3 separate regions of the Homo sapiens genome follow, and regions 2 and 3 are each linked to region 1. The links are chromatin contacts, found by Hi-C or POLR2A ChIA-PET in ENCODE. All regions are on one chromosome and are shown on one strand. The core of a region is the stretch at or near the end of the contact, and the rest is flanking DNA. Distances in the headings are between cores, read along the strand shown.

Region 1 (3,802 bases), core at 891-3,390:
CAGTACGTACTTCATATAGCTGTTAAGAGGATACAGTAATGCTAAATGACGAGTTAACGGGTGCGGCACACCAGCATGGCACATATATACATATGTAATTAGCCTGCACATTGTGCACATGTACCCTAAAACTTAAAGTATAATAATAATAAAATAAAAAAAGAGGATACAGAATTAATAATGCTAGTTACAATGTATTGAGTATCCCAAATTTGCAATACTGTGTGCTTTACAAATATTGCTTTGTTTAAACCTCACAGAAATCCTTGGAAGTAGCTGTTACTCTTTTTATGTTTCAAAGAGGAAACTGAGGAGCAAAGTGATGGAATGGCTTCCCTCATCTAATAGGAAGCTGTGGAGCTAAGATTCAAACATATGTTCCTGCCAAGAAGAGCTATTGACATTGGGCCTCACTGTCTCCAGTGCTGGTGAAGCACTAGGCACATAACAGGTGCCAAGTCAATGTGATCCTAGACTATAGGCTTCATGAGGCAAGACATTTGGACAATTTTGTTCACTACTGCATCCCCAGGTTTAAAAACCGTGCTGGGTGCAGAGTAGGCATTCAGTAATAACTTTTGGACTAAATAAATGGATTCTGCATTTATGGCATAGCTGTCAGTTCTGGAGGTGGAGCTGCTTGGGTTTGAATCCCAACTCTGCCATTTACTAGCTGTGAAAATAGCTAATTCAGTTGGTTGGTTCATTTTCCAGCACAGTGTTCTCATCTGTATACTGCGATTACTGGTCACTTCCTCTCGATAACTGTCCCTTTCCCTGTTTTCTTCTGGATGCACAGATCAATCCTCTATCCCAGGCTTATTCATCTATACCCCACCCGATTTAAGATGAAACAAAACCCCAAACACAAAACTGCAACAACAAACTTACCTGTGCTTTCTGGAGCTCCTATATGAACTTATCCTTACTAATGCAAATAGATGACAAGATTAATATGTTATCTTTATCAGAGGGATTTGCATCTCAGCAAGTACATTCTTGAAATATGGTGATTTAACCCACGGCGTAATTGCTTACTGGAAGAATTACACACAACCTATAGGAAGTCATTACTAAGAAGAGTTCTTGGGTGTTACTCTGGCTCGGTGGAAAAGGTCATGATCAATTGGTGATGCCTGCAAAGGCATGGAGGGAGGTGCTTGGGGCTTGAATGCCATCCTGGACTAAGCTGATCTTCCCATATTTTAGAGCTGAGGAAACTGACTGAGGCTCTATCAAGGAAAAGTGACTTGCTCAAAATAAATAATTAGGCTTCAGAAGCAGCATTAGACTCTTGCTTTTTTCTGATTCACAGTCCAGTTCTTTTGCCCTAATCTTCCAACATACTGGTTTGGACCAAAGCTTATTGGGGGGAAAAAAAGAGGGGGAAGGAGAATTAACCTTCATGGAGCACCCACCCTAGACTGGAGACTCTCCATGAGATACTTTAAAAACATTTTCTTTTATCCTGTGAGGTGAGCAACATGTCTCCCATTTTACAGATGAGGAAGCCGAGTCTCAGAGAAGTGATGTAACTTACCCAAGGTCCCAGAGCCAGAGAGGGAAGCCTGACCTGACCTGGATCCTTATTCCTGCGTCTGGGGATGATTTGAACCCACACTCCAAGGCTAAATATTTGTCCACCCCACAGGTTCAAAAGTTGAGCATCCCTGCTCTCCCACCTACAGAACTAGCTGTGAAGGCTTGGGCAAGTGACTTCACTTCTCTGGGATAGATTTTTCATCTTTAAATAAGGACAATCAGCATACATTCCTTAAAGAATGTAATGAGGATTTAGTAAATTCGAGTACATAAAATGATGAATATCGGGTCTGTCCCATAGTAAGTACTCTTTTAATATTAGTTCAAAACAAACAAATCTGACACATGCGGCCTCACTCCAGTGCCCTGAGAGGCTAGAGGTGCTGGGATGGCCCACACAGGGCCCAGGGAGACGGCAGCCAGGCCCAGCCTCCCCGGAGCCTTTGCTCCGTGTTTTGGCACAAGGCCCGGGACTGAGGAGTCCCCATTCCTCTCTCCTGTCAACTCAGCAGAACAAGCTGTTTCAAGGGAAGGTGGTTCCCCTTGAGAAAATGTTCTCGCACGCCCTGGAGGCTCTTGCCCTGCACGTCGTCAGCGATCAGCCGGTACAGGGCCTGGGCCCCACCCTGCACAACCATTCTTTCAAAGTCTGTATCCTGCCAAGTCATAAAAGGTAGTGTGCGGTCTGGACAGCTGTGGTCTTCTAGCAGAACTCCCCTTTGCTGATGACTTTGAACCAACTTTGTCTCTGTGTGCCTCAGTTTCAGGCCCTTTAAAATGAGGTGGTAATGAGCTGTCTGTCAACTCTTTGGTAGGAAGGTTGAGAGAAACCACTGGAGACACTGCCTCTTCTACCTCATTTCCCATGCCTTCTGCAAATGTCTGCAGTCTGGCCTCTGTCCCCTTGATGCCAAACAAAACCGCCCTGCCCAAGGTCACTGTTGTAAATCTAAATGACACCCCTCAGCAGCAGTGGGAGCATTCTGTCCTGGTGTGTTCTCTGACTCTGTGGCCTCTGATTCCCTTCCTCCCCATCTGGCCACTTTCTCATTCTCCTCTAAGGGATCCTTTCCTTCCTTCAGTCCTTAAATGCTGCAATTTCTCCAAGGTTCGGTCCCCAATCTCCTTTCTCCTCACTCTGTATACTCCCAGGGTGCTTAATACCACAAGCCTGGACCGAAGTCACTCTGAGAGTATATGGAGTGAGGAGAAAGGAGGTTCTCCTGCACTGTGTATTCCTCATCCTCACCACCCAATCATCCAACCCGTGATCTGGATCTCAGAGAATTGCACGGCCATTCATTCAGTAAATGTGTAATAAACACCTTCCAGGTGCAGGTACTGTTCAAGGAGTAAAGTTTACAGCAAAGGAGAGGACATAGTCCCTGCTCTTATAGCACTTACCCTGCTTCTACCAAGATGTCCAAGGGTCTGGGGCTCCTTGTAACTCCCTTCTCCCTCACCCTCTTTTGCAATTGGCCACCAAGTCTTGCCAATTCTGCTTCCATAGTATCACTTGAGTTGATTCCCTCTTTTCTGGATGTTCTCATTGCCATGACTTAGTTCAGGCAACTGCTTCCAACCTGGTCTCCCAGCGACTCCAGGCTTGCCCCGTCCAATGCACTGTACACTGCAGCCAGAGCTATTTTTAAAAAACACAGGCTGGGCACGGTGGCTCACGTCTGTAATTCCAGCACTTTGGGAGGCCGAGGCGGGTGGATCACGAGGTCAAGAGATCGAGACCATCCTGGCCAACGTGGTGAAACCCTGTCTCTACCAAAAATACAAAAATTAGCTGGGCATGGTGGCGTGTGCCTATAGTCCCAACTACTCTGGAGGCCGAGGCAGGAAAATTGCTTGAACCTGGGAGGCGGAGGTTGAAGTGAGCTGAGATTGAGCCACTGCACTCCAACCTGGTGACAGAGCGAGACTCCATCTCAAACAAACAAACAACAACAACAAAAAAAAACCCCCACAAATCTGGTTATGCTGCGCCTTTGCTTAAACCCTCCATGAGTCCTTCCCATCACCTTAATGATGAAGTCTAAGTCTCTTAGCTAGGTAGATGTGTATCAGTCAGGAAGGAGTCTATCAGGGAAACAGAATCAGTAAGAGACTAGGATTCTATCTATCTATCTATCTATCTATCTATCTATCTATCTATCTATCTATCTTTCTATCTTCTATCTATATCTATCTATCTTGTCTATCTACCTATCATCTGCCTTATCTATCTAATTTATCTATTTATCTTATCTAC
Region 2 (3,756 bases), core at 800-3,299, 200 kb before region 1:
TGAAATACTATATGTCAGGGACACATTGCATTATCATGTTCACTCTCACAAGAGCCCACAAGGTGAAGTGTCATTTTCCCCATTTTACAGGTGAGGAATCTGAGGCCCAGAGGTTAAGTTACTTGCTGGTCAATAGGTGGTAGAGAAAAACAAAAAACAAAAACACTGTTATGTCTGATTCCAAAGCCTTTATTATTTCTGCTATACCACACTATTATTCATCTATTATAAATCTCTCATTACACAGAAGAGAAAATTGCACCCCCTTAAATGCTTTTGAACTAGCAGACTTGGAAAACAGTAACTTTTATGACAGTTTCACTGGTTAAATATTTGCTCTGGTCCAATATTTCATAAGTTAATTTTGAGCAAAATCCATACTCTACGATATGGAGTTCCCTATTAGGTGGGAAAGGATGCTTTCAACCAGGACCTCATCAAGGGAGCTTTCCTGGAACCCAGAAGGAGATCCTATCACCCATCAGATTGCCAGAGGATGAAATTTCTTAGAAGCCCCTCTCACATCATGCTCCCCGGTTTTTCACTTAGAACACTATAGCACTCTTACTCCATCCTAGAATCAAATCCAAGCCCTTACATTAAATAAAACTCTTCATTAGTGCTTGTCAACTCTATAACACCCACTTGTAGTAATACACATTATACGTATCTCCTTTAAAAATCCTGAAATAGGCCAGGCGTGGTGGCTTATCCCTGCAATCCCAGCACTTTGGGAGGCTGAGGTGGGTGGATCACAAGGTCAGGAGATCGAGACCATCCTGGCCAACATGATCAAACCCCATCTCTCCTAAAAATACAAAAATTAGCTGGATGTGGTGGTGCATGCCTGTAATCCCAGATACTCAGGAGGCTGAGGCATGAGAATTGCTCAAACCCAGGAGGCAGAGGTTGCAGTGAGCCGAGATTGTGCCACTGCACTTCAGCCTGGCGACAGAGTGAGACTCCATCTCAAAAAAGAAAAGAAAAAAAAAATCCAGAAATAGAAATCATACTACTGACGCACCAAGCTCAAAGACAACCATGAAGGAAAAATCATGAAGAAGAAGCTAGAGGAGTGTATTTATAATAAAACAATATACATTTTAATAAGCAGATGCTGGAACACATCTATATTAGAAGAGATACATTACTAGTGGGTCTCAAATAATGATGAAGAACTAGTTAAAAAATTGTTTTATGATCTACTACTGTCCAATATATTTGTAAAATATAATGAAACTACTGTGGTAAAATGCAACGGCTACAGAGGTTACTCTTACTTCCTGTAGGTAACTGTCAGGGGACAGCTAACAGTTTGTAGACCTGTTTTGGTCTTGGATCCCACTTTGAGTGGCAATGCATCAGATCAATTAATGTTCACAGTAACCCTACCAGGTAGGTATTATTTGGAGTCTCCATATTATAGATGAGGAAATTGGGGCACTGAGAGATTAAATAACTTGCCTAAAGCTCAGATTCAGACTCAGGCATTTTGACACATTGCTAATGCTGGACTTCACAAACATACCTGTTACAGATACAAAGTAAGATTTGGTATCCCTGAGGTGTGCACAGTCTACTGGAAGAAACAAACAGAAAAATATTAGATTAATAATTTTGGATTTTGACAAAATGTTTGTCATCAAGTAAAAATTCAGGAGCAAGGCCATCAATCCACTGAAATCCCCCAAGACTCCAAAATCCCCCTCCAGGCAGCTTTTCAAGAATTTTCTCATTTTACCTCAATATGAATGCACAAATCTTTGAAACATCCAAATCTCCAGCTCTACCTCTGACTCTCGGTGAGCCCAAGTTTTGAAAAGGCCTGGGGTTTGGGAGAAATGATGCTAGTCATTCTCAAGTTTAGCATCTTTTTGAGAAAGAGTTGTGCCCTTTGTGAAGGAGTGTGGAGGGGATATGAGAAATTAATTGGCACATCTGTTCTCATGTCTGTTCATGAGCAGCTTGTGATCATAAACAACTCATTTAAGGGCATTGTCAGTCTCTCCCCAAGAGGTACCACCCCCATAACATTTGTGGACTGCACACTCTGGCATGTGAATCACCTTTTAGAATGAGTGACTGTTGACTCACCCTTCGGAGAGCTTCCTATTGAGCCAGTATTTGCCCTAAAGCCTTGGAAAGAGAACAAAACAACTTTTGAAGGAAATGAATACCATTCCTTTGTCAACTGTGAGACTGTCACAGCTAAAAATGGGCTTCACTTCCCGTGAACAACAGCACCCAAGTTTCTGCAGGCTGCTGAGGCTTAGACCTACCACGCTGGATAGGCAGCTTCCTGAATCTTTCCAGTAGTGCCACTCAGGGGACATTTATTGAGCACTTACTATATGCTAGGCACTATACAAAATAATTTACATATACTATTTCATTTTATTCTGAAAACAAATATAATATGAGGTAGATGTTATCATGATTTCCATTTTACAATTGATTTAAACTGAGGCACATAGTGGTTAAGAACTTGTCAAAAGTCTGAGAGCTGGAAGGTGGAAGAGCCAAAGTATTTGACTCCAAAGTGCTTGCTCACAAATACCGAGCCTTAGTGAGCATTAGACTCCAGGAAGGGGCCTCAAGAATCCAAGGGAGAGTCGGGAGCGGTGGCTCATGCCTGCAATCCCAGCACTTTGGGAGGCCGAGGCGGGCGGATCACGAGGTCAGGAGATCGAGACCATCCTGGCTAACACGGTGAAACCTCGTCTCTACTAAAAATACAAAAAATTAGCCGGGTGTGGTGGCGGGCGCCTGTAGTCCCAGCTACTCGGGAGGCTGAGGCAGGAGAATGGCCTGAACCCAGGAGGCGGAGCTTGCAGTGAGCTGAGATCCTGCCACTGCACTCCAGCCTGGGTGACACAGCGAGACTCCGTCTCAAAAAAAAAAAAAAAAAAAGAATCCAAGGGAGAATTCTCCTATATTTACTGAACAATTGCTTTGACCTCGGTCCCTACACTACGATGCACAAATATGATGCAGAGAATATGGCATCACACATGGTCCAAGGTCCTTGGACTTTCATCACCCTGTGATGGGGATTCAATGTCTCCTTACAGAGTTTGGGGAAGGAGCCACGAAATACTGTATGAAAAGCATCTCACTTAAGCCTGGTCTATGGCAGATACTCAACGTACATTATTCATCTGTCCTCTCCCACAACACTCATAAAAAACACAAGGAATGTGTAGTTGCACAAAGTAGATAGACACACATTCTATAAGCACAGTACTGAGGGAGGAAACAATGTAAAAAGTAGAGTTTTTGAGGCATACTTACAGATACCAATAGGATATTGAGCATCCACTGTGTGCCAGATATATATAAATATATATAGTGTGTGTATTATATACATAAGTATAATATATTATTAAATATGTGATAACAAATTATTATACATACTATACATGATAATATTTATTATGTATATAATACTTATTTTACATACATTTATATTATGTATCATATATACAATATTTCATATACAATAAAATATCATTATATATGTAACATATAATTTATGTACAATAAGATATTATAATGTATACTTAATATATAATATATACAATGATAGATTATTGGGTACACAATAATAGATTATTATAAATGCAATATATAACTATTACATATTACATATTATATATGATCATTATATATTATAATATATAACAGAAAACCTGTAATTATATATAACATATAATAATACATAATTATATAATATGTCATGCACTATAATATAATAAT
Region 3 (3,737 bases), core at 200-2,699, 220 kb before region 1:
GGTGACCAATCTTCAGTGTTTCCAAGGCCAGCTCATTTCTTTCTAGACTGCAGATAAGTATCCCTGCCAACCTATTTCATTAACTTGTTGCGAAAAGTAAATTAAATCAAACATGCAAAAGCACTTGGTCAAGATTTAAACACTAAATGAATGTCAACAAGTATTGTTATTAAGGGCTCCCTACTCATCTGCAAAGCTTTGAGGGACAATGACCATATGAGTTTAATCACCCCTCACGTCTTTATAGGGCTTTAGAGTTCATGATACACTTCTAAACACACTATCTTAGTGCCTCAAGCGCTGGGTTAGTACTTCTCCCCTGTTCACAGAGGCCCTAATATTAGGCTGAACTACATGAAGTTGCCGCTTTATAGAACAAAAATGGTCTAAATATTGGCAATTTCATATGGTTCAAGCTAATACAGTTCTAAGGAAATTGTACATAATTATAAACAACATAGCTGGCTGACTTTAGAACTCAGGCTTTCTGATTCCTGGCTAGTCTAGGACTCTTCATGACTAAAAGGAGACTCATTTTTGATTCAGAAAGCAAGGAGTCAAAGGAGGTTCTGTGTCAAATCACACTGGGCTGTTTGTTCTGCTGGAACAGGTATTTTAAAAAATGTGATCCCTTACTGGATTCTCACAGTACTGTCCCCGAGGGTAACAGGATGGTAAAGAATACATTCAGAGGGCACCTACCGTATGCTAAAGCATATCTCATAATCATTTCATTTGATCCTCCCAATTACATATCATGACTCCCAGTTTAAATATGAGCAGTCTGAGGCTCAGACAAGTTAAGTGTCTTGCCCAAGGTCACATTGCTATTAACTGGTAGGGCGAGCAAATGCAGAAGGAAAACCCAGAACTGTCCAACTCTAAAACCTGGCCCATTTAAGTCAACCTGCTTCTCGGGAAGTTTTACAACTATCCCCATGTGGAAGAAGGGATGAAACGACTCGCCCAAGGTCACACGGCTAGCAAGCCATAGAACAAGAGTCCCTGACCTCAGGTCTCGTCCGTAGCCGCTCTTGTTCTAGTTACTGTCGATGAGATCCTGAAAAGGAGGGAACGGAAGAAGGAATCTAAATGTAAATCAAACGCAATGTGGTAGGCGAAATCGGTGCCCTCACAGCATCCGGCAAAAGGTGAAAGCGACCCAGGAGTACCTGAGCTCCAGGTAACCGCCCTGCCCGCTGGGCTTGGGACAAGCCGGCGGGCGAGGTGCCTCCCAGGCCAACAAGAGACCCTGGCCCAGGGGACAGTCTTCTGTTCCCTTTTCCCTTGCCGGACCTGCAGCTTTCCCAGGGCCCGCTCCTTCAATCCACTCCCCTCTCCGCCCCAGAGAGACCCGGTCTCTAAGCCTCACCCTGGCTGTGCCCCCGCCGCCGCTACCACGTCCCCTTCGATATCCACATCCGCCTCTTCAGCCGCCATGATGGGACCTGACCCCGTCCGTCCTCCCGAGAGATCCCGCGAGACGAAGATGGCCCGGGGGCAGGGCCTAACGCGTCACGGGGCGGGATTGAAGCGTCGTCCGGCCCCTCCCGTGCCGGGAGGCGGGGTTTCCAGAGCAAAGGCGCCCCCAGAGGCCTGGGGCTTGGTCCTTTCTAACTTGTTGACATGTAGAGACCTTGGGAAGTGGCCCACGCCTGAGCTTTTTTTTTTTGAGAGGGAGTTTCACTCTTGTTGCCCAGGCTTGGGTGCAATGGCGCGTATCTCAGCTCACTGCAACCTCCACCTCCCGGGTTCAAGCGATTCTCCTGCCTCAGCCTCCCAAGTAGCTGGGATTACAGGCATGCGCCACCACGCCCGGCTAATTTTTGTATTTTTAGTAGATACAGGGTTTCACCATGTTGCCCAGCTGGTCTCGAACTCCCGACCTCCCGACCTCAGGTGATCCGCCCGCCTCGGCCTCCCAAAGCTCTGAGATTACAGGCGTGAGCCACCGCGCCCGGGCCCTCCTGAGCTTCTAAGAGCTTCTGTTCTTGCACACATTCTTTGGGACCTCACTGCTCTCACTGATAAAATGGGGATAACAGCAGTATCTTTCTGGACTGATGAAAAAGTCAAGCTAGACCCGCTTTGTGAACTGAAGGTTGCATACCTGCTGGTTATTTAAGTCTCTCTCTTTGTTTTTTAAAGAAAAGGGTCGTGCAGCACTTATGTGAAGTCGTTCAGCATTTCACCTAAGTGCTGAACAACTTTTATTTTAAAATTCAACAAATATTTAAGAATATAACTTATGATTGTGTAATTTATTTTGTAGACGTCTTTGCAATTTAAAAATCACGCTCATGACCATTAATCCTTACAGTGTCCCAGTGAGGTAGGCAGAGCTAATATCACCAGTTATACTTTACAGGTGAGGTAACTGAGGCCTGGAGAGCTGAAATGACTGTCCAAGGACAGGTAGCTTCAAAGACAGAGCCAGGAGTAGAATCCAGGCTTTGTTGACCCTCTACTGAGTGCTCACCATGTAACAATCATGTTGTTAGAAATTGGAGGATAAACACCACTTCTGTCTAGTTTATAGTTTCTCAAGAAATTAGATACTGACAGCCAGATGCGGTGGCTCACACCTGTAATCCCAGCACTTTGGGAGGCCAGGGAGGGCGGATCACAAGGTCAGGAGTTCGAGACCAGCCTGACCAACATGGTGAAACCCCGTTTCTACTAAAAATACAAAAATTAGCTGGGCGTAGTGGTGGGCAACTGTAGTCCCAGCTACTCAGGAGGCTGAGGCACAAGAATCGCTTGAACCCAGGAGGCAGAGGTTGCAGTGAGCCGAGATCACGCCATTGCATTCCAGCCTGGGTGACAGAGCGGGATTCCATCTCAAAAAAAAAGAAAAGAAAAAAAAACCCTTCTGCATTCCCCTGCCTTAGCAGCTATCACTCACACCTTGTAATTTTTCATCCGTCTGCCTTCTGCACTGGACTGTGAATTCCTTAAGGACAAAGACCACGTCTGCTAGTCCTTACACTACCAATATTCAGCATAGTGACACATAGCAGGTGCTCAATAACTATTGAACAGAGGAATGAATGAATTAATTAATTAATTAAATGACCTCACTTCTCACACTATTCCCAATTTGTCCCATCTCACCTTTGTTCTCAGGCTGCACTCTGAATATGATGGCAAAAGATGGAGAGAAAGAATTGCAAAGAGGGAGAGCCCAGTTCAGAAACCAAACACTGCTAGGGCCCATTCTCAGGCCACCATGGGAGTGCTGCTTCTGTTGTCAGTGGGCTTATCCAGTAACCAGTCCCACTGGTAACACCATGCCTGGAACAGAGTAGGCACTTAAAGATGTCTGTTGAATTTAATTTAGAGCAAAATTAGGGTTTCTTAAAAAGATGTAATGGGCTGGCCGGGCGCGGTGGCTCACACCTGTAATCCCAGCACTTTGGGAGGCCAAGGCGGGTGGATTACCAGGTCAGGAGATTGAGACCATCCTGGCTAACACGGTGAAACCCCGTCTGTACTAAAAATACAAAAGATTAGCTGGGCGTGTTGGTGGGCACCTGTAGTCCCAGGTACTCGGGAGGCTGAGGCAGGAGAATGGCGCGAACCCAGGAGGCGGAGCTTGCAGTGAACGGAGATCGCGCCACCACACTCCAGCCTGGGCGACAGAGCCAGAATCCGTCTCAAAAAAAAAAAAAAAAGATGTAATGGGCTAAATCATCAAAACAAATGTAAAATGGTATGCTTTTCACTGATTTTACATA

Evidence for each region. Hi-C counts contacts between places; a loop is a spot of excess contacts on that map. ChIA-PET counts read pairs that join two places held with the same protein, here RNA polymerase II (POLR2A). Pooled maps may share reads with other maps.
Region 2: a loop to region 1 is called in a pooled map, with 2.2 times the contacts of the local background. The contact joins two enhancer-like sites. A Hi-C loop is called at or near these places in 1 of 50 pooled maps. POLR2A ChIA-PET finds 5 or more read pairs at or near these places in 3 of 52 experiments (CD8-positive, alpha-beta T cell, Caco-2 and GM12878).
Region 3: a loop to region 1 is called in a pooled map, with 2.1 times the contacts of the local background. The contact joins the promoter of MYSM1 here to the enhancer-like site in region 1. A Hi-C loop is called at or near these places in 1 of 50 pooled maps. POLR2A ChIA-PET finds 5 or more read pairs at or near these places in 3 of 52 experiments (CD8-positive, alpha-beta T cell, Caco-2 and GM12878).

What each region holds. Positions count from the first base shown.
Region 1 is chr1:58,920,411-58,924,212 of GRCh38, forward strand. No RefSeq gene overlaps it. Among named protein-coding and RNA genes, the nearest start is that of LINC02777, 18 kb to the left of the region's middle. RefSeq lists enhancers at 1,533-2,034, 2,035-2,534. Within about 2 kb of position 2,141, at least 21 of the 41 ENCODE cell types and tissues checked have a DNase peak (open chromatin) inside an H3K27ac peak, as active enhancers do.
Region 2 is chr1:58,725,487-58,729,242 of GRCh38, forward strand. All of the region lies in intron 5 of LOC112268263 (a long non-coding RNA gene), which reads left to right. Among named protein-coding and RNA genes, the nearest start is that of MYSM1, 27 kb to the left of the region's middle. RefSeq lists a silencer at 1,353-1,402 and an enhancer at 1,364-2,563. Within about 2 kb of position 2,050, at least 5 of the 41 ENCODE cell types and tissues checked have a DNase peak (open chromatin) inside an H3K27ac peak, as active enhancers do.
Region 3 is chr1:58,698,613-58,702,349 of GRCh38, forward strand. MYSM1 (Myb like, SWIRM and MPN domains 1) reads right to left here and starts at 1,450. Exons shown (of 20, transcript NM_001085487.3): 1 at 1,373-1,450. The coding sequence starts at 1,440. RefSeq lists enhancers at 945-1,004, 1,215-1,624.